2 separate regions of the Homo sapiens genome follow, and region 2 is linked to region 1. Evidence: chromatin contacts called from ENCODE Hi-C data. All regions are on one chromosome and are shown on one strand. The core of a region is the stretch at or near the end of the contact, and the rest is flanking DNA. Distances in the headings are between cores, read along the strand shown.

Evidence for each region. Hi-C counts contacts between places; a loop is a spot of excess contacts on that map. Pooled maps may share reads with other maps.
Region 2: a map of gastrocnemius medialis shows a loop between it and region 1 (4-fold over the local background). The contact joins the promoter of NAB2 here to the promoter of CD63-AS1 in region 1. A Hi-C loop is called at or near these places in 1 of 168 maps with a recorded cell type or tissue (gastrocnemius medialis), 1 of 37 single-sample maps with no recorded cell type and 10 of 50 pooled maps.

The regions. Positions count from the first base shown.
Region 1 is chr12:55,727,844-55,731,401 of GRCh38, forward strand. It overlaps CD63-AS1 (CD63 antisense RNA 1), which reads left to right and starts at 1,251. Exons shown (of 2, transcript NR_183514.1): 1 at 1,251-1,512; 2 at 1,819-3,009. CD63 (CD63 molecule) reads right to left here and starts at 1,166. Exons shown (of 8, transcript NM_001780.6): 1 at 1,110-1,166; 2 at 433-509. The coding sequence starts at 498. RefSeq lists silencers at 563-862, 1,133-1,512 and an enhancer at 992-1,598.
Region 2 is chr12:57,087,171-57,090,775 of GRCh38, forward strand. It overlaps NAB2 (NGFI-A binding protein 2), which reads left to right and starts at 1,944. Exons shown (of 7, transcript NM_005967.4): 1 at 1,944-2,184. The coding sequence starts at 2,102. It also overlaps a transcript of NEMP1 not described here. RefSeq lists silencers at 146-295, 476-535, 1,536-2,155 and an enhancer at 1,216-1,265.

The sequences.
Region 1 (3,558 bases), core at 1-2,500:
TGGGCAGAGCCCTTCCTCACCCCCAAGCGCTGGGAGGAGGGAAAGGGGGAGAGGGGCTGGACAGGGATGAGAGGGTTGGGGAGGGAGAGAGGGGAGAAGGGAGAGCGAAGGGAAGCCCCATGGCGATAGCATCAGGCGGTTGGCTGGTTGCCCCACTGCCCCATATCACAAGTGGTTGGGTCACCAGACAGGAAGGGCCAGGAGGGATGGGGGTAGGGGTTGCTGCACACCCAGGATGGCCATTCTCGGTGGAAACAAGCCTCAGGTGTCCAGGAAAACTGGAGGAGGGAGTGGCTGCGCTGTCTTTCCCTGGCTTTCTTTCCACATCTGGTCTCCAGCTGCCTTAATTCTCATTCCCTCAGCCCTCACCACTGTGGAGCCAGGTCTCCCCGCACCCTGCCGGCGCGCCCCCCAGGACCCCTCGCCACTCACGCAAAAGGCCAGCAGGAGGACGTAGAGCAAGAACTTCACACATTTCATTCCTCCTTCCACCGCCATGGCTGCCGGGCCTGGGGCAGAGGGGAGGGCGGGGGGATTAAAACTGGCCGAAGGGGGACCTCGGTTTCCGGGCTCCCGGCCGGCCCTCGAGGGCTTCCCTTCACGGCCCCGATTCCCGGCCCCTCCCACCCGGAAACCCGCGGTCGGATCCACGTCTCCCAGCCCCCTCTTTACCCGCAGGAGAGGGGTGGGGGCGACGGCCGCGAAGCCCGGACCCCGCCCCGCCGCCTCTGGGGCCCAGGACAGATCCAAGGGCGCCGGCAGGGGCTTGAGCCTGACGCCGACCCTCGGCCCGCCAGTCTCCGGGCGTCAAACACCCTTTCCCCACCCAACACCCAGCCTGGAGAAACGGTCTTCAGCCCAACCCCGACCCCCGCCCCAGCCCCTTTCCCCTGGGCTCTGACCTCCCCGCCCACCAAAAAAAAAAAAAGTGCAGCCAGCACCCCCGCCACACCCTGCCCGGGCCCAGGGAACTTCGAAGCAAAGTTGCTCCAGGGCGGCTGGAGAGCGCCGGACGAGTCTCCGCGGGCCTGGGGCGAGCCCTGGAGGAAGGGACTGCGGGTGGTCTCTCCCAGCCCGCGCCGAAGTCCGCCGGGTCCCCGCGGCCTCACCTGGGCTTCCCAAGGCTGGCTGCGCGTTCCTCTCCCGCCGCGGCTCCGGGGCTCTCTAGCTGCGCCCCCCGGCTCCCGCCCCGCCTGCCGCGCGGCCCCGCCCCGGGCTCCAGCCACGGTCCCCTCCCCCGCCGAGTGGCCGCCGGCCTCCCTCATGTGACGCGGTAACAGCTGCGGCCTGAGTCACTGGGCCCGGCGCGGGGTGGGCCGAGCCCCCCGCCCGGCCAGGGCCACGTGGCCCCTACCCGGAAGAAGGCGCCCACCCCCGCAAAGGGAAAGCCGCAAGGGCAAGACCTCGGGGCGCCTGGGGCCCCCCTCTGGCGCTATACCTCCGTGCCAACTCGGGGTAGGAGAGCGGGGCGGAGCGCAGCCTGGGTCACTCTGGTTCAGAGAAGCGGACGAGGTGGGTGAGAGTTACCCTCTGAGCGCCGGGGCGGAGAGCTGAGGCCGGGTGACAATGTGGTCTGTGAGGTTTCCCCATCCTACCGTAGGGGATGAGCCAGCTCTCTCCTCTGGCTCCAACTCTGTGCAAGCCCCCTCCCCATCCGACTGTGCAGACAGCTGGGGACTGCCTGGGGTCGGGTGGGGCCAGAACAAACACTTCCAGAAAGTCCCTGGCTCACATCCTGGGTGTCTCCCAACATTCTACAGCATTCTAGAGTGGGGATTTCTGGCCCCCCTCTATTAGCACAGCTTCTCCATTTTCCAGGGATCCTAGTCTGAGAAAAGGGGAGGAAGCCCTTCCCCGAAGCCACGCTACCCAGTCAATCAAGACACGTCCGCGTCGGGTCCCGCCCTCTGGGGGAGGATTGACAAGGTCTGTGCTTCCAGCCTCCCAGACAGCTCCTGCATCCGTCTGTGATAGCGAGGGCTTGGGGGAAGACACGAAGGCAGGAGAGGCTTACATCCTCTGGATTTCCCCGTCTTATCCCAGAAGACAAAGCCAGGTGAGGGCTGGAAGCGGGCTAGGGGGATCAAGCTGCCTCCCTCCCTTGTGTGCCAGGGGTGGTCCCCAGAAGGAGCTGATCTGAACAGGCCGGAGAGTAGGACCGGCCGTCACACCCCCACACCTCCAGCCTCGGCCCCACTCCTTGGGCTCTTAAGGTCCTGCCTCAAGAACCACTTCCTGAGTCTTAGTGTATGTGTGTACACAAAGAATGAAAGAAGTCTCTAGAGCTAAAGGAAGGAGATCCGGGCTGGGCTGAGAAGCATCTTCCAGGATCACGGCCTTCCCGCGGGACACACCAAGCCCATTCCGGATCTTGCTCTTCCTGACCATGGCTGGCAGGCTGTGGAGGAGGAGCGGAGAGCAGAAGAAAGGAGTATTCATCAGGTTCCTTATTGTGCTGCCACTAGATGCCAGGCATGTGCTAGGCTTGGGGGCTGCAAGGAGAGGAAGACAGCGGCCCTGCCCTCTGCTAGCAGGCAGAACCGAGTTCTGGCCACACTGTGAAGAAAGGCAGAAGCCTGCGGTGGCAGCTGGTTAAGCTCAGAGGGAGGGAAAGGGAGAGGAGAATGGATTTCACGGAGCAGAAGGATGTGCTCAAGGTGACCTTGGAGAATAAAGGGGAGAGCTCCAGGGACAGAGAAGCAGTCGACTGTGGAAAAAAAAGGAGCATTTTGTAAAGTACATGGCAGGTTGGGGTTGGCTGGCTCAAAGGGCTTGGGACGGATGTGGTGAGATGGGCTGAAGGTGGTCTGAAGATCAAGATTGAGAGACTAGATACATAACAACCAACTGCAATGTTTGGTCCTTCATTGAATGGTTGAACAAACCAGCTGTGAAAGACATTTTGGGACATACAGACATGGACTGAGAATTAGACATAAGAAAATTATTTTGTTAACTGTTATCATGGTTAACAAAACGGTCATATAATATGATTATGTAGAGAAGTTACTCTAGTTTTTCCTCTTTTTTTTTCTTTATTCTCCTATCAGCCAATGCATTTGTTACAGGAAAGGGGTCCCAATCCAGACCACAAGAGAGGGTTCTTGGATCTCATGCAAGAAAGATTCAGGGCGAGTCGCAGTGCAAAGTATAAGCAAGTTTATTAAGAAAGTAAAGTGGTGAAACAACAGCTGCTCCATAGACAGAGTAGGATGTTCCCCAAAGTAAGAGGAGGGGCTAGGCGCAGTGGCTCACCACACCTGTAATCCCAGCATTTTGGGAGGCCTAGGCAGGTGGATCACCTGAGGTCAGGAGTTCGAGACCAGCCTGGCCAACACGGTGAAACCCCGTCTCTACTAAAAATACAAAAAGTAGCTGGGCACAATGATGTGTGCCTGTAGTCCCAGCTACTCAGGAGGCTGAGGCAGGAGAATCACTTGAACCCAGGAGGCAGAGGTTGCAGTGAGCAGAGATCGTGTTGCTGCATGCCATCCTGGGCAACAAGAGTGAAACTCCGTCTCTCTTTTTTTTTTTTTTTTTTTTGAGACGGAGTCTCGC
Region 2 (3,605 bases), core at 694-3,193, 1.4 Mb after region 1:
CGGATCAGGACCGGGACCCGGGCGCCCCGCGCCCAGTAGGTTGCCGCTCACTTGCTCACGCCCTACTCCGCCTCCTCCTTGGGCGGGCGTCTCCCTCCAGATCCTAAGGCTCAGCGCCGCCCCAAGGGGGCCGGGGTGGGAGGGAGGGGGGCGCCTCGAGCAGAGGCTGCGTGGGCGGAGGATGTGCGTCACGGGGAGCGTGGGCTGGGGGAGGGAGGGGGCACGTGGAAACCCGGGGCCAGCGGCTGGCAGCCCGGGATCCAAAATAACCTGAGGTGGGGGGGGAGGGGTCGCCCACACCCCGTACGGGGTCGGGAGCGTCCCCAGGGGAGCCCGTCTAGCCGCACCCTCCAGTTGCGGGGCGGGGGACTGGGAGACGGGACTCTGCTCGTTCCCACCACCCCCACTGTGTTTGGCGCTTAATAGGTTGGAGAAGAGGACCTGAGCAACTGAAATCCTCCCACCAACAACGCGCTCCTTCTCCCCGGACCCCACAAGGCGGAAAGGTCTCCTCGCTAGGCCACATTGTAAAACCAGCCCCGGTCCACGGCCTCCACGCCCCGCCATGCCCCACCCCAGCCCCTCAGAAGTGCGGACAGAGAGGCGGGGCGGGGCTGAGATTCCGGACTAGGGGAAACCTCACCTGTGGCCAGTCCGCTCGCTTTCCCCGGCCCCCACCCCCCCTCCTTTCCCTGGGGCTTAGAGTCTATGGGCCGGGCCCTTAGAGCCCCCGCCTCCCCCAACAGCCCTCCCAGCCGTGGGCGGGAGTGCAATGCGAACCAGATGGGGCTAGGAGAAACCAAAGGGGGAGACGGTGGTGGGTTGCAGAGGCGGGGGCTAAGCTCCTTCAAGGCGCTCCTCCTTCCAGCTCCGCCGCAGGAAGTCACGTCGTAGGCTCCCGACCTCTTACTCATCTTCCACTAGACTCTCGGGCGAGGTCCCTAATAGACGGCCCCAGGAAGGGTATCGTCTTTGTCACACAAAATTCCCAGGCAGGGCCTCATCCTCAGCAAACAGAGGACAAGTGGAGGAATCCCTGCCTGACCTACGCGCTGACAAAAGCCGACGCGTCTAATCAACACGCGCACCTAAGTGGTGGCGTGCAGCATAACCCTCCCATTCCTGTTTCCCAAACTTTCCAGGCTAGCATGGAGGCCTGGGTTTCTGAGAGCGACCCCCTCAGATTATTCCATTGGGGCTGAGGAGGGGCGCGGGGATATCTAGGAGATCCCTGCAGAGCCCCACGCTCTCAGGCCCGCCTTAAGTGCACACTATACGGGAGTCAGATGCACGCACAGGAGAAGCCGCACAGCCCAGCCTTCGCTAACTTTTCCCGGCTCACTGCTAACATTCACACGTCCAGCACCACAAGGCCTGAGTATGGGCAACGGGCGTCCCCGTAGTTGTTTAGGCGCGTGTGCACGTCCGTGCGCTTCTGTGTCTTTGTGTACTTGTGCGTGGTTGTGAAACTCCTCTCTCAGCTCGGAGGGGTGGGGGAGAGAAGGAATGTCGCCGGCGGGGCGCTCACGTGGGTACGTGGGCGCCAAGAGGGCCGGCTGTGCATCCGGCGTGGGCGGCACAGAACGACCTCGCCCCGCCCGCTGGGTCCCCAAGCCCGCCCTGCACAGCCGGGCCTCGGTCACCTCGGTCCCCAATTCGGCGCCCCGGCTCTGAATCCCCGCCCCCGCCTCCTGCTCCACACCCCCTCCCCCCCCGTCTCCGCCTCTCCCAGTCTCTAAGCCGCGGCGTCTCCGCGGCCGAGAGGCCCCAGCGCCCGCCTCCCCGGCCCCCGCCCCCACCCCCGCCCCCGGCTCTGCCCACGCCCTCCGCCCGCCAGCCCGGCAGCCAGCGCAGCTCCGGGCCTCGCTCCCTGTGCGTCCTGCGGGGGCGGAGGCGCGGAGAGGCGGCAAGCGCAGCCGGGGAGGGTGGGGGGGCAGAGGCACAGACAGAGGCGCGGAGGCTCGGAGAGAGAAGACGTGGAGGGAGGGACAGAGCCTGGACAGCGGTGGACACGGCATCGTGCGCGGGGAAGAGGGCAGCACGCAGCAGGCGCCGAGCGCCGGGCACCGAGAAGGGCAGCCCGGGTGATCTCCGGCCGTCCATGCACAGAGCGCCTTCCCCCACAGCCGAGCAGCCGCCGGGCGGAGGGGACAGCGCCCGCCGGACCCTGCAGCCCAGACTCAAGTTAGTGGGCAAAGGGAGGCAGCGGGGAGTGGAGATGGGTGGAGCTGGACTTGGGAATGGGGTCCAGAGGGCGGAGGTCGAGGGGAGGACGTGGGGAAGCAGGACGGGGGTGGGGGGTGGAGACTGATGGAAAAGGGGGTGCGTCTTCGAATTAGGGGGCCCTGGGAGCAGGCAAGCATCTGATGAAGCTGGATATGAAAGAGTAGTACCCAAATCTCCATTCCTGGTTTACTCTGTGGGCTCCATCTGGCCTAAGAGCCCCCTGCAAAGAATGTGGGAGCCTCCAAGCACCAGGGGATGCCCTGGAGCTCGAGCTGGCATCAGTGCGGAAGGTGGGGGGACGCTCAGTTGCCTCAGTCCCTCGTTGGCACGGAGCGCGCGGGCCCCCGGTGCCTTTGAGTTAAAGGAGCATCAGCGGGGGAAAGGGGGGGTGACGAGGGAGGCAGGGAGGCCTTAGGCGTTCCTTCCCATATCTGTCCCTTTATTCACAGAGCGGGGAGGGGAGTTTCAGTGTGCAGCCCCTTCATCAAGAGGCCTTGAGCCGCTCCCCCACTCCACTTGAAGATGCGGGTGGAAAATATGGGAGAGGAGAGTAGGCGGGAGCCCCTGGGCGGTTTTCGCCTACAGACGCTACCACTGTGGGAGTGTGTGTGGGCGGAACGGCCCCGGAGCAGAACAATTGCGCCCCTCCCCCTGCCACGGCCCCTGAGCTGAAGGAAAAGGCTGACCGAGGAAGTGGGGAGTGTCACTGCTAGGAGAGGGGCCACTGAGGAGCACTGGGCAGCCTGGAAGGGTGGAGAGGTTCTGAGGGGAGAGAGGAAGCGTGCGTTAAGAATGCTTAACCAGGCCGGGCGGGCCCGGTGGCTCAGGCCTGTAATCCCAGCACTTTGGGAGGCTGAGGCGGGTGGATCACGAGGTCAGGAATTCGAGCCCAGCCTGACCAACATGGTGAAACCCCGTTTCTACTAAAAATACAAAAATTAGCCGGGCATGGTGGCGGGCGCCTGTAATCTCAGCTACTCAGGAGGCTGAGGCAGGAGAATCGCTTGAACCCGGGAGGCGGAGGTTGCAGTGACAGCGCCACTGCACTCCAGCCTGGGTGACAGAGCGAGACTCCGTCTCAAATAAATAAATAAATAAATAAATAAATAAATGCTTAACCCCTGGGAAAAGCTGAGCGGAGAAGAGTAAGGCACCACCTGGCTCACTGAGTGGGAAAGCCAGGGAAGGTGCCACACCCTCCCTTTTAGCCACCTGGGGCTGTGGCCCCTTCACAGGGAATGAAGCTGGCCAGCAGCGTCCACTGTGGGGGAGACTGGGCTCCTACATTCACTTTAGTATGGGTGACTTCACTTCAGTGTTGAGACTGCTGAGTGTTTAGAGGGGAAGGTGAGGATTGTGTTTTGGGGGAGAGGGAGGTC